Linked DNA regions of Homo sapiens: regions 1 and 2 are each linked to region 3. Evidence: chromatin loops called from intact Hi-C (ENCODE). Cell type or tissue: Panc1. All regions are shown on one strand. Links, peaks and the distances in the headings refer to the core of each region. The heading gives the core; the rest is flanking DNA.

What was found. Peaks named below come from ENCODE experiments on the same cell type or tissue, not always from the same donor. Only the 100,000 strongest peaks of a DNase experiment are listed, where the experiment ranks them.
Region 1: a loop joins it to region 3, with 7 times the contacts of the local background. A loop is called at or near these places in 48 of 110 quality-filtered maps.
Region 2: it touches region 3 in a loop (13-fold over the local background); 44 of 110 quality-filtered maps call a loop at or near these places.

The regions. Positions count from the first base shown.
Region 1 is chr5:169,543,632-169,554,606 of GRCh38, reverse strand. All of the region lies in intron 2 of LOC105377714 (a long non-coding RNA gene), which reads left to right. All of the region lies in intron 3 of LOC105377715 (a long non-coding RNA gene), which reads right to left. It also overlaps the pseudogene RNU6-477P. Among named protein-coding and RNA genes, the nearest start is that of SPDL1, 35 kb to the left of the region's middle. In Panc1, for the core only: CTCF peaks have their summits at 5,880 and 6,092 (motif pointing right); a DNase peak (open chromatin) is centred at 6,136; H3K27ac peaks cover 3,574 bases.
Region 2 is chr5:169,192,057-169,203,031 of GRCh38, reverse strand. SLIT3 (slit guidance ligand 3) reads left to right here. Exons shown (of 36, transcript NM_003062.4): 4 at 9,482-9,553. Among named protein-coding and RNA genes, the nearest start is that of MIR585, 66 kb to the left of the region's middle. In Panc1, for the core only: CTCF peaks have their summits at 5,288 and 5,495; a DNase peak (open chromatin) is centred at 5,412.
Region 3 is chr5:168,982,245-168,993,219 of GRCh38, reverse strand. The region is part of intron 4 of SLIT3 (slit guidance ligand 3); the gene reads left to right. LOC124901130 (a long non-coding RNA gene) reads right to left here and starts at 244. Exons shown (of 2, transcript XR_007059042.1): 1 at 159-244. RefSeq lists an enhancer at 8,394-8,975. In Panc1, for the core only: CTCF peaks have their summits at 5,237 and 5,467 (motif pointing left); a DNase peak (open chromatin) is centred at 5,469; H3K4me3 peaks cover 210 bases; H3K27ac peaks cover 2,047 bases.

The sequences.
Region 1 (10,975 bases), core at 1,507-9,506, 560 kb before region 3:
TGTAGATATGTGTATCTGTAGACATATGTTTTACAAACATATAGATGTAGGTTTGTAAAACAACTCCCCAAATGTAGAAATACAGAGAGGAAGAAAGTGAAGATCTCCTTTCAGGTCTTCTGGTCATCAGATTACTCATTCTCTTCTCTAGAGATGATTGTTGCTATTGCCTGGTGCTTCCACACTCTCTTCTATGCATTTGTACACATACAGATGCACATCTGCCTACATGAACTCAAAAAATTAAGAGGATCATCCTTTACGTATTGTTTTGCAGCATTTTATTACCTCACAGTATACTTTAGAAAGTTTTCCATGGGAGGAGCTGTAGTTGGATCCTAGTCTTTTTTTTTTCCCTTCAACTTTTATTTTAAGTTCTGGGATACATGTGTAGGATGTGCAGGTTTGTTATATAGGTAAATGTGTGCCATGGTGGTTTGCTGCACAGATCAACCCATCACCTAGGTATTAAGCCCAGCATCCCTTAGCTGTTCTTCCTAATGCTCTCCTTCCCCTTACCCCACCCTCAATAGGCCCCAATGTGTTGTTCCCACCCATGTTCCTGTCCATGTGTTCTCATCATTTAGCCCCTGCTTATAAGTGAGAACATGCGGTGTTTGGTTAGTTTGCTGAGGATAACGGCTTTCAGCTCCATCCATGTCCCTGCAAAGGACATGATCTCATTCCTTTTTATGGCTGCATAGTATTCCATGGTGTATATATGCCATATTTTCTTTATCCAATCTATCATTGATGGACATTTGGGTTGATCCCATGTCTTTGCTATTGTGAATAGTGCTGTAAGGAACATAAGCATGCATGTATCTTTATAATAGCATGGTTTATATTCCTTTGGCTATATATACCTCATAATGGGATTGCTGGGTCAAATGATATATCTGCCTCTAGATCTTTGAGGAATAGCCACACTGTCTTCTACAATGGTTGAACCAACAGTGTAAAAGCATTCCTTTTTTTCCACAACCTCACCAGCATCTGTTGTTTTTTGACTTTTTAATGATAGCCATTCTGACTGGCATGAAATGGTATCTCATTGTGGTTTTCATTTACATTTCTCTAATGATCAGTGATGTTGAGCTATTTTTCATATGTTTGTTGGCTGCATATGTTGTCTTTTGAGAAGTGTCTTTTCATGTCCTTTGCCCACTTTTTAATGAGGTTGTTTTTTTTCTTGTAAATTTAAGTTCCCTGTAGACTCTGAATATCAAACCTTTGTCAGATGAATAGATTGCAAAATTTTTCTCTCATTCTGCAGGTTGTCTGTTCACCCTGATGATAGTTTCTTTTGCTGTGCAGAAGCTCTTTAGTTTAATTAGATCCCATTTGTCAATTTTTCCTTTTGTTGCAATTGCTTTTGGTGTTTTCATCATGAAATCCTTGCCCATGCCTATGTCCTGAATGGTATTGACTAGATTTTCTTCTACGGTTTTTATAGTTTTGGATTTTACATTCAAGTCTTTAATCCATCTTGAGTTAATTTTTGTATAAGGTGTAAGGAAGGGGTCCAGTTTCAGTTTTCTGCATATGGCTAGTCAGTTCTCCCGGCACCATTTATTAAATAGGGAATCCTTTCCCCATTGCTTGTTTTTGTCAGGTTTGTCGAAGATCAGATGGTTGTACATGTGCAGTCTTATTTCTGAGTTATCTATTCTGTTCCATTGGACTATGTGTCTGTTTTTGTACTAGTACCATGCTGTTTTGGTTACTGTAGCCTCTTAGTATAGTTTGAAGTCAGGTAGTGTAATGCCTTCAGCTTTGTTCTTTTTCCTTAGGATTGTCTTGGCTATGCGGGCTCTTTTTTTGGTTCCATATGAAATTTAAAATAGTTTATTCCAATTCTGTGAAGAAAGTCAATGGTAGCTTGATGGGGATAGCATTGAATCTATAAATTACATTGGGCAGTATGGCCATTTTCATGATATTGATTCTATCCACGTGCATGGAATATTTTTCCACTTGTTTGTGTCCTCTCTGATTTCATTGAGCAGTGGTTTGTAGTTTTCCTTGAAGAGGTCCTTCACTTCCCTTGTAAAAATATGGAATGCTTCATGAATTTGCATGTCATCCTTGTGCAGGGACCATGCTAGTCTTCTCTGTATTGTTTCAGTTTTAATATATGTGCTGCCAAAGCGAGCACCCCTAGTCTTTTTAAATGCTACATGATAGTAGGTTCAAAATAGCAACCATGCTAACATGAATTGTGTACCTGTTATGTCAGGCAGTGTTCTGGCTCTTTAAGAGTGGTACCTCATTTAATTTTCACAGCAAAACTCTACAAAGAAGAAAATCTTATCATCTTCTTTTTACATTTGAGGGAAACAGAATCACTGAGAAGCTAAGCAATTTGACCAAGGTCACACAGCTAGTAAGCAGTGGAACTGAGCTATGAACCCAAGCAGGCGAATTCTGGAGGCTTCGTTCCACTTTGCTCCTAATATAAACATACCATAATTTATTTAATATTCCCTTGTTCTTGGATACTTAAGTTACTCCAATTTGATTATTATAAATAATGTTGCACTGGAAATCTTTGTTTATGGCAAGTGTCCATCTGCAAATATTTCTGTAAGATAGAGCCCTAAAAATGCATTCTCTGGGTCAAAAGACATGCGCATTGCACAGTGTTATCATTCAGGTAAGAGGAGGCCTATTGCATTAGGTTAATTATTTACCTTGACCATGACTGAATTCAGAGCATGGTATAACAGGTATGTCTTCAGGACTTGAGAAATGCCTGAGCCCTCAAACCCAGTTTATCTTTTATACCGTGATCTCATTCTTTGTTTCCCGGACTCTCCAATACTCCTCCCCTGATTTGTCTCTGAGAAGGAGTTTGCTAGTCCAGATGTTGCTATGACCCAAATTACTGTTTATTTCGTTTGTATTTGACTTGTCTTATAATGGTGCAATTAGCATGCCTAGGAAGTCCTTTTGCCCAGGGGATTGGGAGTAGGGACCAGAGTTCTCTCTCACTGGGACCTCCTCAGGTTTTGTTGGTTGAATCCTAATAGTGCTGTTGGTTATGCTTTTTCTTGTGGTCACAAGAACATGAACACATCTTCTCTATCTTATTTTGTTTATTCAAAGATGTCATCAACTTATACTTTTTTTCCTAAAATTTTAAACTTTACTCATTTTGCTTTTACTAGTCTTACTATGTTTTTCCCTTCCACTGCAACATATTCACTTTTTGAGCAATATTGAAACTCAACATAGATGTCATTTGTTCAAGGTCACACATATCTATATTAAGTGCCTCATTTAGATGGGTGCCTTAACTGGGTACAGACAGCTAAAATATCTGAACAGTGAAGTATTTTTATCTTGATTTGCTGTAAATGCAAGCAGAAATTCATATCTGGGTGCCTTAGGCATGGAGTGAAAAGGGGATATGTTACCGAGTGTTATTTAATATGAACACTTCTCTTTCTTGGGAACCAGTTGAGAGTCCTCACCTGGATATACAAAGGGACCATTTTTGTGAGACCCTGACTCCATGATAATTTTCAGAGAAAACAGAATTTGAGCTTGTAGGTAGAATTGTATTCTGCTTTCCTAGAAAATATTCTTTCTATTTATACCTCAATAACAATCTATGCTTTACTGGATCTTTAATGAATATTTGATACTGCATTTTGTTCTTTGTCCTTTAGGCAAACTGATATAGAATGTCTAAATCAGGTGTTTAAGAGAAATTCAGTTACAAGCCTCCTTTCATTTTTACATCCACCCTACAACTTAGTCAAATACATTTTTTCCTGTATTTTAACTCTCCATTGCCTATTTAACTAATGACCTTTCTCACCCTCCACAAAGATGGAAATTAATTCAAAAGTCTTATCACTGAGTTAAAGTCAATTTCTGCAATATAACTTTGACCTCTTTATAGATTCTTGTGAGTCTCCCCCATGAAAATCTTCCCTGCTCATGAGACAAGGGGGTTATGAGGACAAGTCTTCTCACCCGAAGGGGGCTCTGCCAGTGAGCAGTGAGTGCAGTAAAGTGAGTTGCAGTCAGATGTGAACCAGCAGTGGAGATGTTGAGGGGTCTCCCGAAAATAGTATCTTCTGTTATCACCAAGTCTGCCATCACACAGAATAAGCCACTCAGGCATTTCGAGTTCTGGAGCATTTCCCAGATATATTCCATCTCTTCTGCTCTCCTTTTTGGTAGGAAATGCACAAGGTTAAGTAAACAAAGCACAAAGGCAGGCTGCCCGTGGACAATAAACTAGAGGGGGTAAGTGAAAGTTCTTGCATTTGTTGATTAGATTTGAGACACATAATCTGTTTTCTATTAAAATATGATGTCCTAGCAAAAGCATTTCTGGGGAAAAAACACTAGACAAAATACTAACAAAGATGTATCTATTTTAGTTGAAAAGTCTACCTTATACTCTCTTGGCCAACCAGCTGTCGTTAGATTGATTAATTGGAAAAGGTGAAATATGTATATCATCTAGTTTCTATTTAAGTTTCCAACATTTCCCTTTTTACTGATAATTAAAACATCATTTGAGTCTGTACTTTGAACTTATTTACACCTGATTCCTGAGACCTCCTATTTTCCACAGTAATAAGTACCTTGATAAAAGCTAAGTTCACTATCCTCCTCCTGCTCGTTGTCATATGACAGCACATTCTCACTGAGGAAAAGAATGTTTTGATGTTGTAAGCATCTCTGAATTTTCATAGCTCTGCCTTGCAGTTTCCATATGTTCTAAAAATGCATGGAAATTTCCATAGGAGACACTAAACCTGCCCATCACTTTGGTGTAATGGGCAAGTAGACTTTGTGGAAACTGTTTCCTTACAGAATTCATAGTTTGAAAAATATATCTCACTTCCCTGTGGGATTTGATTAAGTGGAAGGAAGGTACAACACATCTCTTACCACTATTGACATCATAAGGTAAATTAATTATATTCATGAGTCACTCTTAGTACAATCTAGCCAAATCACAGAGATGTCTGAATAGTTCTAACTATAGCCACCATGAGGTTTCATTTGAAGTCACTGCTGCATATTTACAAATAAATACATTTTTGCTGGGTTACCTCTGGAAAATATTATTAAATGGGGAAGGAGCTTGTCTGAGATGAATTCCTTTGAGCAGGAGAACATATTGAAACTACTGTGAATTCTGAATTGGTAGTATTTTTTAGGCTAAGGTCCATCTAAACAGAGATTCCTAGTTCATTTAAGTGTGAGATGTTATGATGAAGTTATTGGTTTCTTCGACTATTCTATTGAAAGAAAGGGGAGAATTTAAAACATATATGGAATTGCTTTATTTTTTGAGACTGTGTCTATACTAGAATGAGATTGACTTCATGAGCTCCATATAAAAATCACCTTCAGCTTCCTGCTATTGAATGCAGCACCATCCTGAACTTGAGACAGCACCATCCTGAACTTGAGACAGCACCATCCTGAACTTGAGACACGGCAACTTATTGCTGCCGTGACATTTTGCTGATCCCAGGCTCCCTTGCTCCAGCTGCTGACTAGGAATCCTCCTGGAGTAGCCTGATCCTGTGGGACCATGAGTGAAGAGCCCACCTAACGCTAAGGATCGTCTCTGCCTGGAATGCTAGACAGACAGACTCTACGACCAGACTGGGAACCTTTAGATATTAGTTCAAGCTTGGATCTAGGCTGACTTTCCCACATTCTTTTAGGCTTCCAATATTGGTAGCCTAAAGTAATGAGCCTCTAGTCTTGGAAGCCAGGTCTAGAGTCAGTTAATTCTCTGAGTCCTGGTCCTATCTATCCCCACTTTCCTTTTCTATCTACCAGCCTATGACATTGGCAGACATCACTGGAATTATAACAGACATGTGCTCAGAAAAGGAAAAAAGACAAATGAACTTGAATATGAGATCTCAAACAACTAGATAGGCAAATCTATTTTAATAATCTCCCAAAGTAAATCTAATGAACTATTGTCTAAGTATCATCTTCTGTTAAGAGTTTTATATATTGTCCTCCTTTTTATTTGAAAGGATAATGGAGAGCTGGTTAGATTTCCAGATGTATTACAATGAGTGGTTAAGTTATAAGCCACTGGATGTCACTCTTAGGCTATGCAAGTGTAGCTAGCTGCAGTGGAGATTTTCCAGAGTAAACTGAAGGTAGAGAGTTACAGGAGATAGCCGGGGATAGAAACCAATTGAACTGTTTGGATAGGTACATTTGAAATGTCAGTGAATTACAGCAAAGTTTACCCTTAGGTTCCTATATATTTTCTCTAGACTCATTTCTCAATGGCAGTTAAACAGGACTAATAATCAGAGAAAAATCCCCTTAGCACCAAAAAGCCAAAAAGGCATTCATTTATCCATTCAATACCTCCATTAATCACATGCTATAAGCAGGGTATTGGGCTAATGAACTATGGGATTACAAGAAAAAGTGAATTCATAGCATGCATACATTTAACTTACTGGAATTCAACTATGGCAAAAAAATGAAAGAAAAATAATATAAATATTGTAGGAAATTCTGCCTGTTATTTCACTCAATGAATTTGTGCCTCGGAGTAATTGTACCTACTGTCTGTCTCTCAGCCTTAAGCCCAGGCTTTTATACTCTGCTCTGTGACACTGGAGGCAGGAATCTGCAGACTGCATTTCCCAGACTTTTTTGCTATCTAGCTTCTGGTTAGGTTCTGCCGACTGGAGGCACTGGCAGGAAATCAGAGGGTGATAGGAGGGTAGAAGGATGCTCTTTCTGTTTTCAGTTCTGGTCGAAGTCCTTCCATCAGTAGCACTCAAGTAGGACTCCAGCTTATTTTAGCATTTCCAGCATTAGTTCCACAGTGGCTCCTTCAGAGGTACCAGTAGGAACTGCCACGTTCCCTCTTAGCACTCACCACTGGAGTCCAAGTAGCAATCACGTGACATCTCCTCAGAGGTTGCTGAGCCAGCTGTGCAGTGACACATTGGTGGTTGGAAAATCTGCTCTGTGGAGACCCTTCCCCCAAGAAATGGTGTCCTGGTAACACTATTTACTCTTTTTTAATCTTCCAGCCCTAAGAATCCTAGCTGCTTTCTATACTACAAATACCAGAGGTACCTGAACACCATTTTTTGTTTGTTTTTTTTTCTTTTTCTCTTTCAGCCCTCCAGACTCTGTATAACTGATCTCCTATATTAAATCACCTCTGTTTGAAACACTTGGCATGATTTCTGTTTCTGTTTTCCTGATGGGATCCTGACTGCAGTAAGAATGAGATGAGAGGCCAGGAACACGCCTGTAACCTCAGCACTTTGGGAGGCTGAGGCAGGTGGATCAGTTGAGGTCAGGAGTTTGAGACGAGCCTGGCCAACATGGTGAAACCCTATCTCTACTAAAAATACAAAAATTAGCCAGGTGTGGTGGCATGCACCTGTAGTCCCAGCTACTAGGGAGACAGGCAGGAGAATTGCTGGAACCCAGAAGGCGGAAGTTGCAGTGAGCCAAGATCGCGCCACTGCACTGTATCCAGCCTGGGCAACAGAGTGAGACTCCATCTCAAAAGAAAAAGAAAAAAAAAAAAGCATGAGATGAGAGACAGCAATGTTCTCTTTTCTTATCCAGTATCACACTTTGTGTACCTTTCATGGTTGAGACATCTCGTAACACTCATGTTTATATTTATATTTTCAAACAATATAAGCCTACTCACCAGCCAACTGGTTGTCAACCAAAACCAGTAGAATGTAAAGCTTCATAAAAATAAAGGATTTAATGATACACTGGCCTGTTCCAGCACTGAGAGAAAACTGGCCATGTTGGACTTAATGACCCATGGTTGTCAAATTGCCCCTTTCTAAGAAATTTCCAAGGATGATTTGGCCAGATAAGACTTTTGCCTTATATTGCTTTATAAACTGAAACTTTAATAACGATGTTTCCATAGCATACTCTTGCAAAGATGAGCAAGACCAGAGTTATTTCCTTCAAAAGCTCTCCAACTAGTAGAAGACATAAGGCATGTGCAAACAGAAAATGCATGGCAACATTTGATGGGAGCAAAACACACAAGGACCAACCCATTTGTCACCAGTTAGTAGTGAGAGTTTACGAAATAGGTTGGAAGAGGAGGAAAACATGATGCACTGGTTCTGCTACAGACTTCATTCACTGGCTTGCTCAGAGCAAGAAATGATCATTATTTCAATTTTAAAGACCTATTTGGAAGAAGATGCTTGCCTGATCATGAACCGTTGCTTAATATATAACTTGTCTTCTCCAGGTATATGTCAATGCCATTTTATTTTATTTTTCTCAATGGCCATGGAGAATACAGGTTTACTTCTTCAAGGACTCTCAATAATACACTCTTTAAAGGTTTAATACATTCGTGTTAATTTTTTGTTTTGTGCTGGGTTTCTTTTTCAGTGTGTTTATTTCCTTTCCTCTTCCTAGAAAACGTGATTATATTCCTTAGTTCCAAGTTCTATCAGCCCTAATTCTTCATGTCTCGCTTCTGGAGTTGATGAAATAATCACTCTCTTTTTAGCATAGAACACCAGCATAAGAAAGGCAAGAAAAGGGACCTTCCAGCTATAGTGCTGGGACCATCAGTCCATGGGAGCTTTTGAATCTCAGTATGTTTCATCTTACCAGGTCATCCACCTCTGAAGGTGGTGACTCACTAGGGTGAGAGATGACTTACTGATGAGGCTGTCTTCACAAGTTCTCATTTGAAGTGGCTTTTGAAGAATAAGGAGTAGATGTGGGAGGGGATTAGCAGTCAACTCTTTTCTTCCATTATTAAATATTTTGGAATTCAGCACTTTTTAAAATATATATTTGCCTAAAATTCTTAAGGATTCATTTAAAAGAGAGGAGCAAGAAGAAAAGAAAGAAGTTTGAAGCTGAAGAGAAAATACTTGTTGCCCTTTTTCCTCATGGTTTGAGCTTATTTGAACAGTTTTTGTCCTGCCATGTGACTTAGCTTAAGGAATTTTTTGCTGGTTTAGGACAGTAATGGGGATGTAGAACAAATTTTCCCTGAAAATGCCCCTCCTATTTCTTTGAACTATATCAAAGTACACTCCATCCATAATTCTATGCATTTATTTCCTCTTTTCATGGCAACTCGTTCCAGATGAATGTGACAACCTGATAGGTACCAATACAATGGAAGTAATAAGCTTATTTAAAACGGATTTTACTTTTCCCTAAAACAAAATATCTATGTAACTATAGCTTGCTAAGTAGAATGCAAAGCTTTTTTTTTTTTTGTAAAATGAAGGATCTAATGAGATACTGATATGTTTTGAATATTGGTCCATGAGATTGCTGGAAGAACTTGGCTGCCTTACAACATTACGTTATAGACAAACTTCAGCATGGAGTAATATAATTCATATACACCTTAATGGGAACCTCCTGGCTCTGACTCACAGCAAGAAATAAAGCCAAATACTCCAATCTGTGGTGCTTATTCAAGTTTCTGCATTTAAATCTGGAGTCATATTTAGTTTGTATTTATTTTCTGAAGTGAATGATATTGTGGTGGCCAGGATTCCAGGTATGATTAGGGGATGCCTCACCTTACAAAAAAGGTCAATATTAGATTTTCAGAAGGTAAGCGAGAAGAGAGACTTCATTTTCAGACAGAAAAGACATGGGCAAGAGCCCATAGACAGCAATCCAATGGGGGAGTTTAGCTTTATTTGAAAGTCATCTAAGCAGGGTGTGTGAAGGAGGCAAATGTGAGGTTATAAAAAAAAAAAGCAAAAAATAATTAAGAAGGCTAAATCTTAGCTTGCAGCACCTAGAATATAACTATCTAAAAGAATTGCAGATTTGCCATCAATTAAATAAAAATGTCAAGTCAGCTGTTGTTATCATTTGGGTTAGACAATTGGTTGATTAGTCATTTTGCTATCTTATAAAATGAAACTGGGAGAAAAAGTTTAATGTTAGTCATATCTATGTAATATGGTTAAATTGCTTTAGGACAATGAAATTAATATGCTTTACTATCCCCACAACTGATTGTGTTAAGGGTCGTTTGATCCACAGTGATGCAGCAAAATTCTGTTTTTGAGACAGGCCTCCATGGCTGGTTCAACTGTAGTCATTTTAGTTGTGAAAACACAGTTTCAGTCTCCATGACCTAACTAATACACATGGTTGAGGCAATTGTCCGAGTACTCTAATTCAGAGAAAACATTGGCTTTTCTGGAAATTACCTGGGTCATCTGACATGTGTTTTGCTTAAACTAGTTCAATAATTTTTCCAATTCTCTACTTTGGCCAGAAAGATACAATCTACAATGCCTGGACACAAAATATAAACTATATATGGGGAATTTTCTTAACTATAGGGCTTTAAATAGTTTTTTTTTTTTTTCTGAGCTGACAGGTGCAGTCTCACCTGAAAGTAGAAAAAAAATAGTTGATGTAGTTCTATGTTGCATTGAGGGTGCAGTGGGATGAAACAACAGAGATGTGTAGCTCCTCTGAATCAGGAACCAGAATGCCAGAACAGTAGCTTCGCAGTGAGACTTACAGATACGAGATCTTCCATACCAATGGTTTTCAAACGTTTCACTAACCATTCTATTCAATAATCAGGATTTCACTAATGTAGAAAAAAATCTATTTTCTAAACAGGGACATGTATATGATTAGAGTAGGAATTGCAAACTTAAATGCCGAGACAAGACGGCTAAATTAAATGACTAGGTGTAAGGTAATATGGAGTGGTGGAGACTATGGCAAACAGGAGAATTCATGTCCCATATAAAGGTGACAGCCATTACTCAGCTTCAGCCCAATTGATACCATGTGCAGATATGTCCCAGCCCTGCCAAATAATCCATTTTTTAACATGTCAGAAATCTAGATCTTTATATGAAATTTCCCAATGTTTAAATGCTGGCAGTCTCTTGGAGCTTGAGGCAGCCAATTAATAACAACATCCTCCTTCTCCTCTTTGTTCATTATGAATTAA
Region 2 (10,975 bases), core at 1,163-9,162, 210 kb before region 3:
TCCCTCACCCCCTTCGTTTCTCCTGAAATCAAGATCTTCTGGATGCAGGGGCATTTGTGGGCATCAGGGGCATATGGGAGTAGCCAGGGCAGGGGTCAGAGGCAAGGCAGGCTCAGGCCATTATGTACTCTACATTTCCCTAACAGCCATGTCATTGGAGAAAAAGTAATCCAATGTGAGGTACAGGAAAGGTCAAAAGAGATTGTTTGGTATGTGTGTGTTGCGGGCAGGGGTGGGGTGGGGGGGCTTTGTGCTTGTTTTCTTTTCATACTTGAGTCCTGAGCTGGATCTCAGTAGGATGTGATCCTGACCAAGCTCCCAGAGTTCTCTATAACCACATAAATAGGGCAAGGATTTCCTGAGACTCTCATAGCCTTCTTCTGAAACCAGAGAGGCATGGCCGGCAAATATTCCTTGTTTCTATCCTCCCTGCTGGGATTATTGGGCATCCTTCTGTCAACCAAGGCTCCAAAAAGTTAGAGAAGCAGAATGGCAAGGGGGTTAAAATCACAGGTTTTAGTGTCCAAGAGACCTCTGTTCAAGCCTTAAGTTTGGGCTGTGTGGTTTTGGAAAAGCTACATAACCTTGCTGTGCCTCAGTTTCCTTATCTTAATGACTGTAACAGTGTCTGCTTCAAGAGTTTCTTTAAGGACGAAGTGAGATAATACAGATAAAACACCTAACACAACACTTAGCTCATAGTAGTAAGTGCCCTATGTGAACATAAAAAAGGAAGGAAGGATGGATAGATGGACAAGGACAGAGATTTTTATTTTATTTTATTTTATTTATTTATTTTTGAAATAGGCTCTTGTTCTGTTGCATAGGCTGGAGTGCAGTGGGATGATCTTGGCTCACTGCAACCTCCACCTCCCAAGCTTAAGCAATCCTCCCACCCAGCCTCCTGAGTAGCTGTGACTATAGGTGTGTGGCACCATGCTCAGCTAATTCTTTGGATTTTTTGTAGAGATGAGGTTTCACTATATTTCCCAGGCTGCTCTCAAACTTCTGGACTCAAGCAATCCTCCTGCTTTGGCCTCCCAAAGTGCCAGGACTGTAGGCATGAGACACTGCACCTGGCTGACAAAGAGATCTGTGCTGTTTTGATGCTTAAGGCATACTGGTGGTTAAGATAGTCCTCAACAAAATATCCAAGTGTTCCTGTAGATTTCCCAGCTTCCTTTGCAGCTAGGTTTGTGCCATGTGACTAGTTCTGGCCAATCATGTGAGAAGTGGTATGAGTCACTGCTGGGTCAAGGGAGTTAAGAGCTGATGTACTTCCTCCTTCCTTCTCTTCCCCTGGCACAGCAGCCTTGGAGGCCACATGTTCTCTAAGGTATCATACCATATGGAACAAACCCTTTATGTGAGTGTGGAATAAGTGTTTATTGTGTTAACCCACTGAGATTTTGGAGTTCATTTGTTATTGCCTTGCTGACTGATATAGTCATCTATGAAGGAGAAATAAATCTCCTGAATTTCCAACCTCTTGGGACATCTAGGGACAATTATACTGATAATAACAGTAGCTGTAACAGCTACCACTTATTGAGCCCTTGAGAAACATTGCAAAGCCCTTTACAGATGTTAAACCATTCAGCCCTCTCAGATATCCCATGAGGTACATGTTTTGCTATTACATAATAATTGTGTTCCTAAAATAATCTTTAGGTTATTTTTTAAAAGGGTTCTTGCAAACATCTTCAGTGAGGGTAAAAAAAACTGCTTAGGGATCAGAATTTTAAAGTATGACCACAAACTTCTTTCTCCTATAGAAATGTCAAAAATAAAGGGGTTTTTAATTGCTATTAGGACTTTCAGAACTTACAAACTAAAAAATAACTGATTTCAAAACTGATGTAAGCCAGCCTAAATGTCATTGATCAAATACTGAATACCATGGAAGACAAATCTCAGGTCAACTTGCAGCTAAGCCATCAAAATAAATTGTGGGTTGGTCCACACTTACTATAAGGAAGCTCCATTATATCTCAATGAAGCTGCTTGTCCCTCCAAAAAAGGGAAGCCTCAAAGGCAAAGAATAGCATCATTCAACTAAAATGGCCCTGGGTATTGAGTCTGTAAGCCATTAGACTTTCCTGCCCCACATATGGGGACCATTCCTGATCATGACACTGGTATAAACCAACAACCATCACAAATTAGCTTCCTTGCTGAATTGCTCAGATTACATCCAGTTTGCATTATGAAAATTTGCATAGCAGGAAAAAAAAAGCCTGAATTGGCTGTTAGACAGGTGAGGAAACCAAGGAAGTAAGAGGCCTTCAGTGACTACAGTAAACAACTAGTGGGAACAGCCCCAGATCAAGGATCTCTACTCTTTTGACTCTCCAGAGTTCAAGTTTTTTGCCCCCGATTTATAGTGACATCTGTACATCTTCATAGTTGATGATGTCATCTCTGAACTGATGTTTGAGGCCTGTGAAGTTTGGTTCTGCCCTTGCCCGGAGTCTGTAGTCATCATCCCTGGCGCTTGCTGGCCTGGAGCAGCAGCTGGCAGGAAGCATTGTCCCTCTCCCTCTCTCCATTGGGGGTGACTTGGAGCTTTTGCACTAGATAACAAAGCTGCTTGGGTTCTTGTTGTTGAGACATGTGAGTGTTTCTGAAAGTACCAGTAGACGGAGAAAGAATTCAGGCTGCCTAAGAAGCTGCCTGGGGAAGGGGAAACAATTGAGTTCATTACTAAAGCAAGCAGTCCTGGTGACCTGTAGGGGTTAGCACACTTTGACTTTCTTCCTCCCTCGGGCCTGATTGGGCAGCTGACAGCCCACAGCTCCCTGAGGAAAGGAGGGGATTTGATGTGCAGTGGGCCATGCCCAGGCCCTAGTGGCCCCTCACCCCTTCCCTTTCCTGAGGGAGGGGAAGTAGTGACCCCTTCGCCCTGCTCACCTTGCTTGTCAGTGAGGTTGATACCTCTGAAAGCTGAGTCTCTAAGAAGTTTCTGAATGATGAAGACAGACTCAGGTAGGCAGGCCCTCTGGGAGCCCTGTTTACCCTCACACAGTGTGACTTCCCGGATCAGCAGGGCTATTGATTCATCAGGCTCCCCTAGCTGGCCTTTCCTACCTTTTGATTTATTCATGAAATTCAGCAGGCCCTTCTGGAAGGTTCTTTGTGTGCCTGATGCTGTGTTGGCTACTGTTGGGACGCAAAGGACTTTTTAGTTGTATTTCCCACCCTTAGTCCTTGAAACTTAGATGATAAGACAGTTTATAATGAAGGGCTAAATTAAGAATTCTCACTACACATAGTAGGTAAGAGCACAGGCTTAGCAGCAGGCACCTGGGTTCAAGTCCCACCAACTATCACGTTGGTCAAGCTTGACTTTGGGCAAGTTCTTAACCTTCTTAGGCCAGTATTTCCTAAATATAGGGATGCTAAGAGCACTGGCCTCCAAACGTTTCCATGGAGATTAAATGAGGTAGTGCATGTAAAGTGCTCAGTACAATGCCTGGCTCATGGTTTTAGTATTATTACTAACTACTGCTATTAGCTGTCAAAACATATTTGAGAGATTTCAGCATTGCAGAAATCCTGAATCTAAACACACCACCTTCCGCACAGTGTTCCTCCCTTCTCTATTCCTCTCATTAGGGATTGGTAATTTGACTGATCAGTTACCCCACCTGGAGCGACTTTTCATACCCGCACTCCTGTAACTCCCTGAATCCTCACGTACATCCTGTCACAAAACCCAGCCGATTATACCTCACTTCTCTCTCCTACACTTCAGCCACACTGTTATCCTTAACCAGGTCTTCACGCAGAGACCAATCCTCACGTACATCCTGTCACAAAACCCAGCCGATTATACCTCACCTCTCTCTCCTACACTTCAGCTGCACTGTTATCCTTAATTAGGTCTTCATGCAGAGACACTAGTTACCCAAGAACACTTTTAACTGGTTTTCCTGCTTCCGATTTCAACCTCCTCCAAACTGGGCTTACTGCTACTCAGGAGACATGTGTATATGTATGTATGTGTGTGTGTGTGTGTGTGTATTTATATATATATATATAAATATACACACATATGTGTGTGTGTGTGTGTGTGTGTATAGTTTGTTTGTTTGTTTTTTGAGTTGGAGTCTTGCTCTGTTGCCCAGGCTGGCTTGCAGTGGTGTGATCTCAGCTCACCACAACCTCTGCCTCCTGGGTTCAAGTGATTCTCCTGCCTAAGCCTCCCGAGTAGCGGGGATTACAGATGTGCATCCCCATGCCAAGCTAATTTTTATATTTTTAGTAGAGACGGGGTTTCACCATGTTGGCCAGGCTGGTCTCGAGCTCCTGACCTCGTGATCTGCCCACCTTGGCCTCCCAAAGTGCTGGGATTACAGGCATGAGCCACCACGCCCGGCCAGGAGAACTTTTTAAAATTCAAACCAGATTATCACTCCCTTGCTCAAACCCTTTCTCTGGCTCCCTCTTACTATCTGTAAAAAGCCAAACCCAAATTCTTTATTATGGATAAAAAGGCCCTTTGTGGTATGACTGCTGCCTAGTTGTACACCTTCATCACTTGTGTTCGCAGGTCACCTCTGTGTTCTAGCAGTGCAAGCCTGCTTCCCAAATGCTCCTGTCTCCTGGCCCTCCATGGAGTACAGAGCACATACTGCTCTCTCAGTCTAGAAGTCTCCACCTCTGTCTCCTAAAGAGTTCTAGTCATCCTTTAAAACTAAACTCAAAACCATCTTCCTTGGGAAGCCTTCTTTTAACAAGGACTGGGTTAGCTGCTGCTCCATTGTGTTCCCACGACACCTTCGCTTTCAAGAACATGGCAATTTTTTGTTTTCAGGTCTGTCTTCTTCACTAGCATATGACATTTTTAAAAGAAGGGGCTGTATCTTATTCATTTTTGTATGTTCATATTGAAAAACTGGAGAAATGAAAGAATGGATGGATGGGTAAATGGTGGTTGGACGGATGAGTGAATGCTTGGGTAGATGGGTTGGTTGATGCATAGATGGATGGTGGTTGGATGTACAGATAAATGAACAGTTGGATGGATGAATGGTTGAATGGATACATGGATGGGTTCGATGAAGTGGCAAAAACTTCTATTTATATCTTACACCCAGGTACATCTAGAAAGGCCTTTAGTGGTTCCACAAAGACAAGGGCCTATTTCTTAGTGCTTCTCAATTCAGGCTGAAAAGCAGTATGGCTTTGCAACTCAGCAGCCAGTTGGTTTTTTTTTTACCTTTATGCTCCCCATTGTTGCATCAGGAAAGCTGAGGAGTTTTGATCTTAGTGGGAGAGGGAATACCTAGGAAGGCCTTATCCTGTCATTGCCCTGGCCCACATCTCATTTGCTGACTTCCTCAGTTCTGTCCTCATATGAGTTCCATTCAGTCCTGTTCTCCATTCAGTAATCATGGATTTACTTCCAGCTTGAACTATGGCAGGAGATCTCCACCTCTGGACCCAGAGTAACAGAACAGCAGATGGCATGAGTGTACCATGGCCAATAGCCACTGTCTGCACCCGGCACTTACCTGTTTATCAGGAGAACAGCATGTCTCATTCTGTTCATTTTCCTGTTGAGGGGCTGCTTTCACAGAAGCCACATGGGAAGTGTACCTTATGCAGCTTGGAGCCTTCATCATCTTTTCAAGGAAGACTTTCCAGGCCCATATTTACTCAGTAAATATGAGTAAATCCTGGAGTTACCTGGAAATACAGTATCTAGCTCCTTCTGATATTGAGAACCAGCAGGCGACCTGCTCGAGCTTAAGTGGAAAGGTCCCAAGGCTTTTGGGAGCAGAGCCCCACCCATCTGTCCCAGAATCCTCATTCAGGGTTTATGAAGCAGTGGGCAGCACACAATTGGCTAAATTTAGTTATATTTTTATTTTTGTCCAGCCACAAATACCGGCAAAAAACTGAAAATGATTCCTTCCCTTCCAGGAGCCTTGGAGCCAAGCTGGTTTTATTTTTAGCTTCAACTCTGGTTTAGGGTTTTCAGCAAACCGAACACCCTACTCACTGAAGACAGCAGCAAGCTGGGTTTTAGGATTTTTGCCTGGAATGGAGTGTTGGTTCTCTGAATATAACTCTTAAAAGACTTTGTACAGTTGTGACAATAGAGGGTGGTTCCAGACAGACCCACATAGAGACTCAGTTCTTGCCTTAGGGACCTCCAAGAGAGTTCCTTTCCAGGGAAGGCAATGTACACAGGGTGGTTCATTGCCTTGGATGGGTTGGAGGAAGTGGCAACTCTGGATGAAAAGAAACAGAAAAATTAAGAAAGGGAAAGGGAGAGGGAGCTGTTGTTTATTGAAAGGCTTTGAGTAGCATGGTGGTTCAGAACTAGAGCTCTGGAGTCTGACCGACTGGGTGCAAATCCTGCCACTACCACTTCCTGACATTGTGGCCTTGGGGATGGCTTGACCTCCCCAGGCTTCAGGTTCATTCTGTATGAGACAGGATTAATAATGACACCTACCATGAGCACTGCTGCAGTTATGATCCTGCCTGTGTAGCACGTGGCATGGCGTTTGACATGCATGTAGAACTCAATCCATACCATTATCATCACTGTTGTCATGCTCTTATTGCAGTGCTGAACGCTTGCGTAGACACTGTGTCATTTAAGACTCACTGTAACCCATTTTGCAGATCTGAAACTGAGGTCCAAAGGGCTAGATAGCTTGCTTCAGATCCCACAGCAAGAGCACAATATAGCCAGACCTGTGCCCAGCCCCGGTGAATCCCACATACATCACATCAAGCCTTCTCCAGTTCCAACGGCTTCCACCTGTTATCGCTGAGTACATGGGAACTACTCAAAACATAAAAATAGATGTTGCCTCATCCTCCTCTTCCTGGAGTCCCCCTCTTTTTTTTTTTCTACTTTAGTGATGGGAACACACAAAAAGCAGATACTGGCAGTGGTCAAAGAGCACCAGGCAAAATCAGAGACAGACAGTGGAACGGTGATTGCCAGGGGCTGGGAGAAGGAGGGATGGGGAGTTGTTGTTCAACAGGGACAGAATTTCGGTTTTGCAAGATGAAAAAGTTCTGGAGATTAGTTGTTCAATGATGTGAATATACTCAACGCTACTGAACTAACTACACTTTTAGTGTACAGTTTTTTTATTGCTAAGAAGATAAATCTCATGATATGTGATTTTACTGCAATTTTTTAAAAATAAAAAGCACTGGGGTAAGAGTCAGGCTTCCCTCAGCCGGGCACGGTGACTCACTCCTGTAATTCCAGCACTTTGGGAGGCTGAGGTGGGCGGATCACTTGAGGTCAGAAGTTTGAGAACAGTCGGGCCAACATGGTGAAAACCGTCTCTACTAAAAATACAAAAATTAGCCAGGCATGGTGGTGTGTACCTGTAATCTCAGCTACTCGGTAGGCGGAGGTGGGGGAATCACTTGAACCTGGGACATGGAGGTTGCAGCGAGCCGAGATTGCACCATTGCACTCCAGCCTGGGCAACATAGCGAGACTCCGTCTCAAACAAAACAAAACAAGAGTCAGCCCCAGTGGTGGCCAGGGAATTAGAGCTTATCTTATCCAACTTTCCAGCCTTTCCTCCTTGCCTCCTCCTCATCAGGAGTCTCGTGGATGGCTTCCCTGCCCAGTGCTTACCCACTCGCTGCATGGCTGTCAGGCTGAGTAGCACCCTCTTGACAGTGGGCTTATTATATGTGAAGTCTTCAATGCTTCTCTATCACATGCTTTGTCCTGCTTGACCTCCTTCTAGTCGCTCATCCCTCTAAAGTTGTTGTCCATAGACCTAGGAAGAAAGGGGGGAAATGGGAGCAAAATCCCAAATAGGAAATCATGTCTGCTTGGTGGCAGGGGAAGGGGGCCAGGGCTTTGGGGCCAGGAGCTAGGGAGAAGCTCACCTTTTCTATTCCTTAGTTAGCTTTAGCTCTCAGATGGGGATCATATAGTTACATCATGTAATAGGCCATACTCAATTCACTCTAAGTAGAAAAATTCATCCAGGCTATGAACTGCTCTTTGGCTCTGAAAGATTCTGGGGGACTGTGGGGTGTATGCTTTAATCATGGTTTGGGTGGCTTCCTGTTTCCCTTGCTAGGCTGTGTCAACTCACTAGGGCAGAGGGGCATGGGGCTAGCATGCAGCAGGGCGTCTCTCTTGGCCCAGTGCTCCGAAGAAAGCAGCCTTCATGGAGATCATAATGATGGCTCTGTGTCACTTAAAAACTCAGGTAGCCTTTCTGTGGGTGTTTAGCATTGACCATGCTTAAGAGAAACTGGCTCCGTTGGCCAACATCCAATGTGAGCCATCCCTACTGGGCAGATTTTGCCACAAGCCATACCTCATGCCCAGACCTTGGTCCCTGACCCAGGGCCTACTTCTCCACCTCCAGGGATGGTGATAAGGGTCTACAATACTGTTAGGGGCCCATGAAAATGTTTTAATTTCTTCTAATATTGGAAGACAAAAATGAACTTTTGGGTAGAAATGTTATGTAATAATATATTTGCATTTATACCGACATAGTTATAAAATGTAATATTAAAAAAAAATTTGATGTAGAAAGCAGCCCACAAAGGCAAAATTGCCAAGGACCCACAAAACTCACAATGGAATCCTACTCTGGTCCACAGAGCCAAGATGGCCAGAATTCCATTTTGTTCCTCAGTCCAAGGTGATCTGCCATGCCCTCTTCTTTGTTCCTGAAGCAACTACTATCTGCTCCCACAATCACTGTTTAGGATCCTGAATATTTCCTCTGATATTTCATTTAAGGTTTCTTTTTCTTCTTTTTTTTTTTTTTTTTTTTTTTTTTTTTGAGACAGAGTCTTGCTCTGTCGCCAGGCTGGAGTGCAGTGGCACGATCTCAGCTCACTGCAACCTCTGCCTCCTGGGTTCAAGCGATTCTCCTGCCTCAGCCTCCCAAGTAGCTGGGACTACAGGCATGCAGCACGATGCCCAGCTAATTTTTTTGTATTTTTATTAGAAACGGGGTTTCACCATGTTGCCCAATGATGGTCTCGATCTCTTGACCTCATGATCTGCCTGCCTCAGCCTCTCAAAGTACTGGGATTACAGGCGTAAGCCACCGTGCCTGGCCCATTTATGTTTTTAGGTGTGTATTTCACATGCCAGTTTCATCACTCAGTAATAGCTACACGAAGCTCATGGTGAGAAAAGTTCAAAAGTCTTGTCTGGAGTCCATGGGAAGGAATATTGTGATCCATTAGTGATGTCTCTCCAAGACTGATGGAGGTGTGGCAGCACAGCGCATGTGCTGTATTTTTACTTTTGACTGACCTTTGCTTTGCATTCCCAACCTGACTCTAAGCCCCGCCAACAGGGAATATACCTTACATGTGTTGAGCAGCCCATACTGAAAGACGTAGAGAGTCTCTTAATGCCTATTGATTGATTGACTGATTGATTAAAGTGGTATCTGAATACGTTTGATCTGGTTTAATGTCCCCTTGACATCCTTCCATTCTCTTTCCTCTTTAGGCGCCTGAACAAGAATAAGCTGCAAGTCCTTCCAGAATTGCTTTTCCAGAGCACGCCGAAGCTCACCAGACTGTGAGTAGAGTTGCCTTGTGTTCTCTACCTTGTGCCTTGCCTGGCTTGGGTGATGTGGAGGATGTGGTTTGTGGAGCGCCGTGCCGTGTGGAGCTTGGCAGTTAGGCCCTGACATAGAGACTTGGAGCAGGGCTTTGACATGACGTCTACCCCCAACAAACACTTCCAGGCCTGACTTCTTGCTCCTTCTCTCAGACATCAGCGGCTTGCATGACCAGTGAGGACTAGTGATGTGTGGTAGTCCATCGTTGCCTTGCAAGGAGGGAGGCGATGCTTCCATGGATTGTGGGTCTGAACTTACTTCAGGTAAATTCCCTGAGGTGGGGTTTGAGATAGGTTTATTCACACGAGACTGTCAGTGGTCTCAGAAGGCAACGGTTTGGACCGAACATGGCAACCTCATCACCTTGCTGGTTGAAGCAGCTCCTGCCTTTTTCCCACTTCCTAGCGCTGCCAGTCTAGGAACCCTGGGTCTGGGGGTTTATGATTTTGTGGGAAAAGGAAGAAATGTGTTGAATTTTGCTTTATTCTCTTCAGAGATCCAGGGTAAAATGAGGAGAGGGGAGAGTTGGAGATACTTCTATTTATTCAGTGGGAGAATTTGGAAGCCCAGGAGCTGGAGTTGCAGGTGAGGGTGGAGACTGTGATTCATGTATTGTAGATGTCAGGCAAGTGCTAATTAAATTATCGACAGTGAACCTGAAATCATGCTGGCAGTGACTCAGTTCATGGGGTGTACTGAATTGCCTAAGGTACACCTTTCTGAATGAAGCGACACAGTCCTGGATGGCTTTGCAGTCAGGTAGCAAGATTTACAGCCTGGCTGGGAAGGCTTTAACATTGCAGGGAGGCTCCAACGTTGTGGCCACCATTCTCATTCCCAGTGGTTGCATTTAATGCCTACTTGTGCAGCCAAACACTGCATATAGGCTCTGGGATAAATTGGGAAACATGAAACACATGTCAGTGTGTGCACTTACGAATGAGTTCTGAATTAGGAATATATATTTCTATATGTCTATACACACACACACACACACACACACACACACACAGAGACTATATACATAAATTTATTTTAAAAGGGCACTTTGCTGGAACAAGAACAGGCAAGGGTTGGCTGGTATTCCAATCATGCAGTGGTCTCGCTTGCCTTCTCTAGGACACACCTGCACTTTGTCAGGTCTCCTCTTGCTGTGTGCCCCATCTCTCTGGCTCAGTCGCCCTAGCTGACTTTGCTAAATGTAGGAAAGGCTATACCCTCCTTTTTACTCTTCCAGTCTGGGTCTGCCTGGATGGGCATGGGGGCGGAGGAAATGCTGTTCAGCAGCCCGGGGGTCCAGAAGAGCTGGATAAACTATGCCAAATGGGCATACCAGAAACACCCTGGTTTGTAACATCCCCTGCCTTTCATAGCCCTGC
Region 3 (10,975 bases), core at 2,064-10,063:
ACATCTCGGGATTCCTCAGTCTCTTAGGAGAAGGAGAGGAAATGTGTGTTTTCAGTTTGGGAAGGAAGACACACCTCTAAATGTCAGACCTGAGGCTTCCGATAAGCCCATAGGATATTTTCATTTCGGAACTGAAAAGAGCCGACCCAAACACCTACCTACTGAGGCCCATGAAGCTCACACTCCCAGAGAGGTTCAGGGGTAAATCTTGCGCCGCGTCACCCTTTCCAGTGAAGAGACGGCTTTGAAGCTTGCGCCTCGCTCTGGGCTCATTGTTCTGCGTGTAAAGGGCCTTTGCTAACACCCACTGGCATTTTCTAGTACAAGGGAACACTGTGTCAACCTACATGAAAACGGAAATGCTAATGCACCTGGGATTTGAGACCACAGCGCCCCCTCCATGTTCAGTAATCCTGGAGGCAGCGACTGGAAAATACATTCCATGCAGCACAGATTCATTTAGAGCAATGTCTTTCAGACTCTGTCCCTTGGAACCCTGAGGTTCCACAGAACACATCAGGGACTGGGGCAGGGGGACAGATGGCCGCTGGAAATGGGTGCCCTCCAGGCCTGAGCAGGACCCCAGGCCTTCCTTTCCAACCTGACCAGAGAACTTTTGCTTCCATTTTTATGCTGTGGTTCTGCACACAGCTCCATTCAACAGAAGGTTCCCCTGCTTTAAAAAAGAGTTTGAAGACCCTTGGCCGAGGTAGAGGCTCTATTCAATCTATAATTCTATTTACAAGACAAAAATAAATAACCTATTTATAAATCCAGCTTAATTAGCCCTCGCATAAAGTAAAAGTAAACCTCAGCAGAATTCTACAGGATTCGGTCATCATAATTCTTTCTCCTCCTTCAGATGTAGTTGAGGGTCCTTGCGTCTGTCATTAAGCTCCTCACTCCCCATTCATAAGGCTGCCTTGTACTTTTTGAAGGATTTCCACAGACTCCTTGGCTGGGAGCGTGAGCAACCTCAAAAAACCTTCACCAGCCCGTATGAAGTGTCTGACTAAAACGCAGGAGGTCATTCTCTTTTCTGCCAGGGGCAGCTTCTCAAACACAGAAGGGTGGCTCAGGAGAGGGGGTGGGGCAGGGGCCAAGTCCAATGGCAAAGGCAATGGCTTTGGGCCAAAGGGTAAAAATGCTTGTTTTCAGGAAAATTAGAAAAATTTGCCTGAGGCAGGTCCCACTTACACACTGAGTTCTTATATGGGCCCTTTTATATTGCTGTTTACTTTGCTTTTTAAATTAAAAAATCAGTGCCTGCCAGTCAGGGGGCCTCTCCGGCCCTGAAAGGGTCTGCCGTTGCCCCCACCCCAGCTCCCCACCCCAGGCTCCTGGGTCAGAGACTGATGGGAATTGGGCGTCAAGAGGGAAATGTGTGGGTTAGAGGCGAATGTGGAGTCTGGGCTGTTTTTCTGTATGGTAATGGACAAGCCAGGGTGGCCATTCTGAGACAGGCACTTTCTCCTCTCCAGTCTCTGGGGTAGGCCTTTGAAAACAATTGCCAGCCAGAATGACTGAAAGAATTTTCCTGGGGATCCTGAGCAAAACCTCTGAGAGAAGGGGGAGGCTTTCCCTCGTCCTCCCTGATAGATCCCCAGGGCACTGCATTCCCCAGGCTGGCATTTCCCCACTCCTGCCTACAGGTTTGCTGCTGGGGGTGGTGGGGGCAGTGGGGAGGCCAACATGGGAAGCCACTGTTTGTGATGCCTGTGACTCAGCCCAGCTTCTAGAGGGCTGTGGCCCACACAGCACCTGGGGCTCCCGTGTCCCCTCCCAAGCCTGGGGCTGTAGGCTCTCCACCTGCTTCCCAGCCAGGCAGGTGACTGCCCCATGCTGGTGAGAGCTGAGGCCTTGGAGCAATTCAGACTCTATTCCTACCACTTCCTCCTTTGGAGGCCTCTGAGCCTCAGTGTTCTTAGCTCAAAAATGGGATTACAACTACAATTTGCTTGATAAGGTTTTTGGAAGGACAAAAAAAGAGACAATCTTTATGAAACCCCCCAGTTCAGAGTCCTTGGCACATCATAACCACTCCCCAAAACATTAGCTATTATGAGTTACTATAGTTAGATATTCTTGATGGGAAGCAAGTGCTTCTAGTATAGTATCTAATAAGAGCACCTCCCAGCGGTGCCAGTTGCTAGCTGTGTGATGTCAGATAAATTCCTTTACCTTTCTGACCTTCACTTTCCCCCTTCACAGAATGAAGATGACCATTCCCATCCCACAAGGTGACAGTGGCCCAATGAAAGCAGCAAATGCAAACAAGTACTTAGTGCAGGGTCTGGCACTTGGCAAACAGGCAATAAATGATAGCTGCTGTTACTCGTGGCAGCTGTCGTGTGGCATTCTCCAAGGACAACATAATGTTATTGGGTTTTGTTTTTCTCTAAGACCTCCCTGGAGCGTGTTCTTGCAGACTGACCCAGCAGTCAGCTGAGGGACATTACTAACCCACCCAAGAGGGACAGGACCTGCCTGAGGTCCCTGTACCTGCACACAACTCCATTCGACAGAAGGTTCCCCTGCTTTTAAAAAGAGTTTGAAGACCCCTGGCTGATGTAGAGGCTCTATTCAACCTATAATTCTATTTACAGGACAAAAATAAATAACCTCTCTGGGTCCCCTTCACTCTCCCTTTAGAATGATGCTGTTTTGACACTGGGCTGGGGCAGGGAGATAATTGTTTTAAATTTTTTTATTCTCATCAAGTTTGAGAGAATGCTTTTAAGGCTGTGAGGTGGTCATGAAAGGTAGAGTGAGAGGTGAAGCCCGCCATGTGAAAGTGAAATAGAATTGAGAAGATCTCACGGGATCTGAATCACTTCAAACAAACAAACGTTTAGCATTCAAACAAAGGCTTTCTGTAAAGGTTTTAGAGCTGGGGCTGGAGTTTCTTACCCTGTCCCACCCTCACCCTTCTCTGTGACTCTCTCCTTTGTTGACTGGGGATGCAGGGAAGAGAGGAGAGATTGTGGGAAGAGAAGGTGGCTCGTGGCTATGCTTTGCAAGGCTGCAATTGCCAAGGGTGCAAGATGGACATCCTGATGGACCCTGATGTAGAAATCTTGCCTCAGTTGGACTGTAGTGAGTTCATTAGACAATCCCATCCTCTCTCACATCTTCAGGGGAATGGAACTAGGAATCTGCCAGCTTGGCCTGAGAAGAGGGCCCTGTCCTGAACCCACATGAATAGCAGGATAGGCGGCCGTGGAACTTTGATGGCTGAACCTGGACTTTCTTGTTTACTCAGCTTAACCTCTTGACTATAATGTGCCAACTACATATTTATTCACAGAACTGTTAGAGATAAAAGGGACCTCAGGGGACATTCAACCTGGCCCCTTCACTTTGCAGAAAACGGAAATGAAACTTCAGATGGGTGAATAACTTGTTCAGGTCCCATCCTGGTTTCTGGCATCATTGGGGTGAAAATCCAGATCTCTGAGCTGATTTTCTACGTTTCTTGTTCATTCTCTCTGATCTTCTCGTTTTAGGGTGGCTATGGGAACAGTGACTACCAATTACTTTCCTGGGTCTTTGCCCTGCTTTGCACTAGTTTGTGCCTGCATTTTCCATTCTGGTGGATGTTGGTTACCACTCAGATTTGCCTCACTCTTTTAGGATACAACTAGTTCGCGCTTTAGAACTTTCAGAATTACATTAGATGCAGAGATGTTAGCTGGAACTTGTCACCTCACATTCTCCCTCTGCTCGGGCTCTCCTCCTTACCCCAAAGAGCGAGACAAGTGTGGCAAATCCCACCTGAAAGTTTGCTGCAAGTCTCCTGCTGTGTTTTCAGCAAATTCATTTCAGGTGGCTGTGCCTAAGTTTGCAGCTCATCTTCTATTTTGTAGAAGAATCACTTGGGTGGTTCCTTCCTCTCATAGGTGCTTTCCTTCCCTGTCAAGTTTGTTTTGGAAACCAACTTTTTAAACTTTTTGTTACTAATAAGAATTTTGTTTTGTGGGAATTCCTAACCGAAAACAAAACAAAAGATCATTTCCTAAGGATGTATGCTTACCATATTCCGTCTTGTATGGATTTGCCTGCTTTTCATGTCTTTGCAAAAGAGGCATTCTTTCTGTTCTGTTCTGCAAGGCTCCTGTATTTGGTGTAGCTTTCTAATAAAATACTTGAATTCAGTGGTGTGTCTCTGAGGCAAATTAATTTAGTGCCATGGTTGAGACTGAAGATGTAAATGTCCAATAACATTGAGAGCAGGAGTTTGCTTTAGCAGGATTTGTTAATGAAAGTACATCCAGAAACTTTCACTTTCTGCAGTGAACAGTGAGGACAAATGCTGGCCTGGCTGAGATGGGGAGAGTGGTGTGCCAAGGAGATCCCAGGAGAGAGATGCTGATTCTTTTCTCTGGAGGCAAAACCCAGGAAGGCTTTCGAGGCTCAATTCTAGTGCTGCCTGCCCCTGGGGGGGGGTCTCCTAGTTGATTCTCCTCCAGTGTGCCAAAGTGAGATCCGTGAAGATTTTCCATCCAGGTGAAATTTAAATCCCACCCATTCACCCTTTTATATAACGTATGCATGTTAATTGCATCCCTAAGTATTTGGTTGGAAGTTTGCTTTAAGTTAGATCTCGCAGTCTTCCTGAGTTCTGCCCTGTTTTGCTATTTCCCAGAAGCTCTTTTGAGGGAACGTCCAGGAAGCCACACACCCTCCTTCTATACCCTGCAGCTCCAAGTGGTCGGGAGCCCTTGGAAAGAGCTGAGAGTTAGACTCAAGGATCTGGGTCCTTCCCTGCCAGCCCAGCCATGTGACCTGGGCAAGACCATTCTACTCTCCCCATCATGCAGGATCTGAGTGTTGTCTGTGTTCCCTTCCAAATATAAAATTATGGAATTGTAGGACTTTGGGAAATTGCATGTCCACAATTTCTTTTTCCATGGGAAAAAAAGGGAAACCATATCTATGGAGTTACAGTGGAGATGTAGCAGAGATGCCCTAGAGCGAGCAACCATCTGTGTTTGCCTAGCACGGAAGGATTTTCCAGGACACAGGGCTTCCCGTTTTAAAACCCAGAAAGTCTCAGACAAAATGGTCACCATAGGTGCACATATGGTCCATTCACCAGACTCCCTGACACCTTAATACAGGTGCAGGATGGCGAAGCCCAGCCTAGGGAGGTTTCTAAACCCCGCAGGCTTTCTGATGGAGTGTGGCTGAAAGAAAGGGGGAGACAGGTGCCAGCCACATTCCCTAGAAGAGAACACCTTAATGTGCAGTTGACTTGTTTGATCTGCTTCAGCTGTGACACAGTGGTCCCATGTGTACAGGTAGTGCACTCACAGAAAATGGAACCAGGGGCCTATGAGGATATTCAGTCCCCCCACCTACCTAACACCGAAAAAGAAGTCATCTATATATTCCATAAGAAATCATTTCGTTCTTTCCCGTTCTGGAAATAAAAGCTTCCTCCATAATGGGTGGGCTGCCACCTTGTGGCCATGAGTGGGAATGTGGGAAAGTACAGGTAACCACAGAGGACTAAATGCCTCTGGGTTTAAATCAATTCGGTTCCTATAGGGTACGAGGCAGTGAGCTAGATGCTTGTGTGGCTAAGACTATCATTATGTTACCAAGGGTAGAGCTTTACTGTGTGCATGTGATAAATACGCTTAGCAGTTTGCATGTAGTATCTCCTATAGTGTGCTTAACAACCCTGACAGGCAGGAATCATCACCATTTTACAGATGAGGAAACTGACACTCAGAGGTTAAGTACATTTTTAAGGTGACACAGCAAAGAGCTAGGATTTGAAACCAGGATTGGCTGGCCCTAAAGCTCATGGTCTGGACCACTAGGCTATACTGCTAGAGAGATTAGCGTGAATAGAAAAATAGGACCACATAGATAGTCTGGGTGGGAGAAATAGGTCATTGTGAATATGTGGGAGAGATTAACTTGGTGAACATAAAGGAAGAATGCAAAGCAGGGAGTGACTCTGACATCAAAAGCAGTGGAATCCAGAGTAAAGAGGGAGAGAGAACTAGAGTTGTCAGGATTCCAGGTTAAGGGGAAGGTGGGATTTGAAGTAGCTGTTGAAGGATGGATAGGAATCAGATCAACAGAGAGAGCTACAGCTTAGTGACCATTAATAAGCTGGCCAAGTCCGTGTTTGATAAATATTAGCCTTCTTTTATTTTTTGAGATGGAATCTCGCTCTGTTGCCCAGGCTGGAGTGCAGTGGCATGATCTCAGCTCACTGCAACCTCTGCCTCCCGGGTTCAAGCGATTCTCCTGCCTCAGCCTCCTGAGTACCTGGGATTAAAGGTGCGTGCCACCACGCCCGGCTAAATATTAGCCTTTGTAAACAATGTGTATATCATGAGTTAAACCCACACTAAAGGCTTTTTATATATGTATCTCATTAATGTGCAAAGGCCCTGCAAGGTCTTTGTTGTTATGACCCCCATTTTATAGGTGAGGAATCTAAGCAGTAGAGAGGTGGTCACTCACCCATGGTCACATTCATAATAAAGGAGTCACAATGTGAACCCACGTCCTTCTGACTCCAAGCCTGTGCTAAAACTGCTTGTGGTGGAGAAAACTCCCACTAGCACAGGAAGGGAGGGCCATGCTCACAGCATGCCTGGATGGTCCAGGTCATGCAAGTTATGATAAAGGAGAGAGCGTGCAGGGGTGGGATGGACGAGGACACTGAGAATGGAGATGGGGGCCTGGATGCTGATGTTTTCGCTGATAAATATGTTGAAGCCTCTCCCTGCAGCTACCAATGTACCAATGTGAGCTGAAAAGCATCATGGTACCCAAAGGGAGAGGAGGGCTATGGAGGCCATGTAAGAAGGGCGCCACCGTCCAAATATTTCCTTTCCCTTATCTACACCACTGGGAAGTGCGGTGCATGGCTCCTTCACAAACTGACCGATCTCAAGTGGGTTAATTCTCCCCTTTTGGCCTCCATTTCATCATCTATCATATAGGGATCGTGATTTTTGCCCTACGTCATGAAATTTGCCTACTTAGCATCTAGCACTGTCAGGGAATTGGGAGAACCAGACGTAAGAAAAGACATGAAAGAACTGAAAAGTATGAGGTATATTACATATTCTGATTTTGTAAACTGAATGCATATGCCTTTTGAGAAGACTCAGTGTCAGCCCCTTATAGAAGGCATTTCTTCGTGAGGCTGGACGTTTCATTTGAAAAGCCTTACTACATGATGAAGTGCCTTTCAGTCACAAGGTTTTAGGGAAAGCAAACCCAAGTTTAAAAAGAGATGATTGACTTATGGGTCTGAAAAGCTTGGGAGTGCGGCACTCCCAGGCATGATTTAACCAGGGGTTCAAATACAACCACCATACTCTGTCTCTGTATCTCTCTTCCTACCCCCCGCCATCATCCCTCCTTTCCTTCTCTTGTTTTTTCTGCATTGGCTCCATTTGCAGAGAGGAGCCCTCTCCTCACTGTAGCAAGACGGCCACCACAGCTGCAAACCTCACAGCCTCCCGGTTCAAGGTGAGTCTTTGTCCCTGCATTCCTGTGAGCACATCTGCTCCCATTGGCTACAGCATGGTCACGGGACAGAGAATGAGAAATGCTAATTGCCTTAGCCCAGACCACATGCTGCGCCCACCATGCATAGGAACTGAAATTAGGGAGGAGTGGACCTGCAAATAAAAATGAGGGCTGTTGCAGTAAAACACAGGGAAAGAAGTGCTGGGAAGGCAAGCAGTCAACCACTCAGTTGTTCCCATGCACCATGATTGCTTTTCTCCTTGGTTTGTCATCACCAGGACACAGACTCCCCTTGCCGGAAGCAAAGCCTTTGCATCTGGTTTGCTCCACGGCAGTTCAGAGATTGCTGAAGCCCAATCTCATATGACGATCCAAGATCTTAGGAAGTCCAGAAAAATGGGCAGGATAACCTTGGAAGCCAAGATGGCATATTCGTGGCTCAGTTCAGATGGTACAAGGAACTAGGTCCTGACTCCTGGGCTAGTTGTGGAAAAAGTTCAAGCGATCTTTAGGTTCAGTTTAATTCCCCACCCAGGAATTGAACTCTTCCTGCAAGGTGCAAAGCCCAGGGTGGCCACGGAAGGAACTCTGAACATCCCTGATCTTAGAGAATTCATGTCTAGTAGAGAACACAGTTGGGGGTCAAGTAATTGTCATTCTAAGAAATGGCCTGAAAATTTTAGATGACTCCCTTACCGGTTTCTTGTTGCTTTCCTCTTAGCATTTCTCTCCTATGTGTGATATTTCTGGATCATTACTTCTCAAAGTTTATTATTATAATCACCTGGATGCTTGAAAGTGCAGAAATAGAGGTCTTACTTTAGACCTCCTGATTCAGAATGGGAGGTGCAGAGAGCAGCAATCTGGTGTTTAACAAGCAGCCTGGGTTGATAAGGCCACTAAAGTTTGGGATGTTTTTCTGTGATGTATCCATTTTTCCTGTAACTCACAGTTTAACACTTAACTGATAATCAGCCTTATATTACATTTGTTTGCCTCTAAATTCTGAAAGTAGCCCATTAAAGCATAGAAAACAGTGTAAAAGGGGCCCTTCTCCTTGGAAAAGTAGGGCACAAGTGGTTTTCAGAGTTACCCTGACATTTTCACAGCAAGAGGTCATTAGGCCCCATGCAGCCTCACCTTGATATTTCAGTGGGGCTGGAAAAAGCTTTCCCCTGTTGTTGGTCTTATACAGACAGCTTGGAGGCCCTTAACTTCACAATGATCAGAGGCGATAATGGTTAAAAGACAAAGTGAGCCAAAAGAGAGGGTATTGACAGGAAGCATGCCAGGTGACTTAATTGAATTTGGGCAATTCAGATGGGGTAGCTGGTTCTCATTTAGGAAATGCAGATTGAATAACCAGTTCTCTTGTTAAAGAGGGCGATGCAATTTGAGGAGCTCTGCATCAGGCACCGACGGGCCCAGCCAGTCCCCACATTGAGTTCTTGCCCCTACCCGTGCTCACCAGCACTTTAATTTACTTGAGATTTGCTTTTCCTTCCTCCTTTGAAAATTTCTAAAGTTCTATCATTATTTTTAATTTTATGGTACTCAGTTTCAAAATCAAGTAATATTCTAGTTTGTTGCAAGTACATTTTACAGTATTTATATTAATACTTATTTTATCCATTATTTTTCCATTAAAAAAAATATATATATATTTTGAGACAGGGTTTCTCTCTCTCACCCAGGCTGGAATCCAGTGGCATGATCATAGCTCACTGCAGCCTCAACCTCCTGGGCTCAAGCAGTCCTCCCACCTCAGCCTCCCAAAGTGATGGGATTACAGGCGTGAGCCAGGCCTCTCTTTTCTTTTCTAGCCTCCTTTTAAGATAGTAATGATGTCTTAATGTCATTTTAACCTAAGACTCAAATTTGGGGAGTTTGGTTCTTTTGAGAAAGGAAGAATTTGCTGTGATTTCTCTGCTCGTATCATACCTCCAAAAACCTTTTGGAAATAGATTATACTGTTTTAAATAAGTACATAATTATAACAGCTAATGTTTACTGTGCACCAAGCACTGTTCTAAATGCTTTATAATTTAATTTTTATTTACCATAATAGCAGGAGTTAGGCTCCCCCATTTTGCACATGAGGAAATTGAGGCACAGAGCCACTTATGTGATTTTGCTCGGGGCTCACAGCTTAGAACAGAGCAAAGAATGGACATCAGCCTCTGCCCTTCTCCACCACTGTGTGCTACCACCCCAAAAGAATCTTAGCTGCGGAGAAACCAGACATCAAAGTCCCACTGAGGATTTGTGATATTTCTGATGAAGAAGATATTTTCTCCCATCCTAGGGGAACGGATTGCAGGGCTTAGGTGAAGAAAACTGTAGCACTAACTTGCTACTGATTTATGTGAAAAGATAAATTGGCACCAGACAGGGAAATCCCTGGCTTTAGGTGATCTTGGGGAGTTTACCTGGGGGATAAAGCTTGTGAGATCTCTACAAAGTGAGATGCATTTTATTGTATAGAAAGTGATGTTTTGATCCCTAAGTTTTCTGGAGCCAGTAGATATCAGGAAATCTGACTTAGCCTTTTGACATTCAAATCCATCTTGAATGAGAATGGCAATGTGGCTTGAGACAGGAGCATCAATTCATCCAGGTCTTCAGGTCAGCAGTATGACCCCTTCTTGCCTTTCAGTTTTAACTATTCCATGACTTCAATAACATGGGAAAATACATGATTATTCTTTCTCAAAAGAAACTAAAAATGTTTCAGTGAAATTACAAGGCAACAAGGGACCATGGGGATAATGATTGTGTTTGAAATAAGGTCTCAGAGCCAGTACAACAGGAGTCCCTCGGCATAAAATAACAAGATTACACTCCAGAAATATCTCAATCCATTAACCCTCCATCAGTTTAGTCCAAAGAGATTCTTACAAGGCCCTGATGATCCTTCGAAGCACCACTCAGCTAGAGTTTTAGTTCAGAGACAAGGCTGTACCCCAAATGTCAGCTCTAGTCCACTCTTGATTGTCTTAATTAATAAAAACTTTGTGAGGACTAAGCCCATGAGTCACAGGCCCAAACCTACTTAGTGCTTCTCCAATTATGTGTGGAGATGGATTTTTTTCTTAAAAGACTGCAACCTATAGACTAATACATTTGTAAAATACTATAAAAATAACTTACTAGAAAAATGAAATAAAGATATTGTTTTAGTCTGTTTTCTATTGCTTATAACAAAATACCTGGAGTTGGTTAATTTGTAAGACATTAAATGTATTTCCTTCAGTTCTGGAGGCTGGGAAGTCCAAGGTCAAGGGGGTGCATCTGGTGAGAACCTTCTTGTTGTTCAAGACTCTCTGAAGGGTCCTTAGGTGGCACAGGGTATCACATGGAGAGAGAGCTGAGTGTGCTAGCTCAAGTCTCTCTTCCTCTTCTTATAAAGCCACCAGTCCCACTCCTATGATAACCTGTTAATGTATTAATCCATGAATCATCTCTCAAAGGC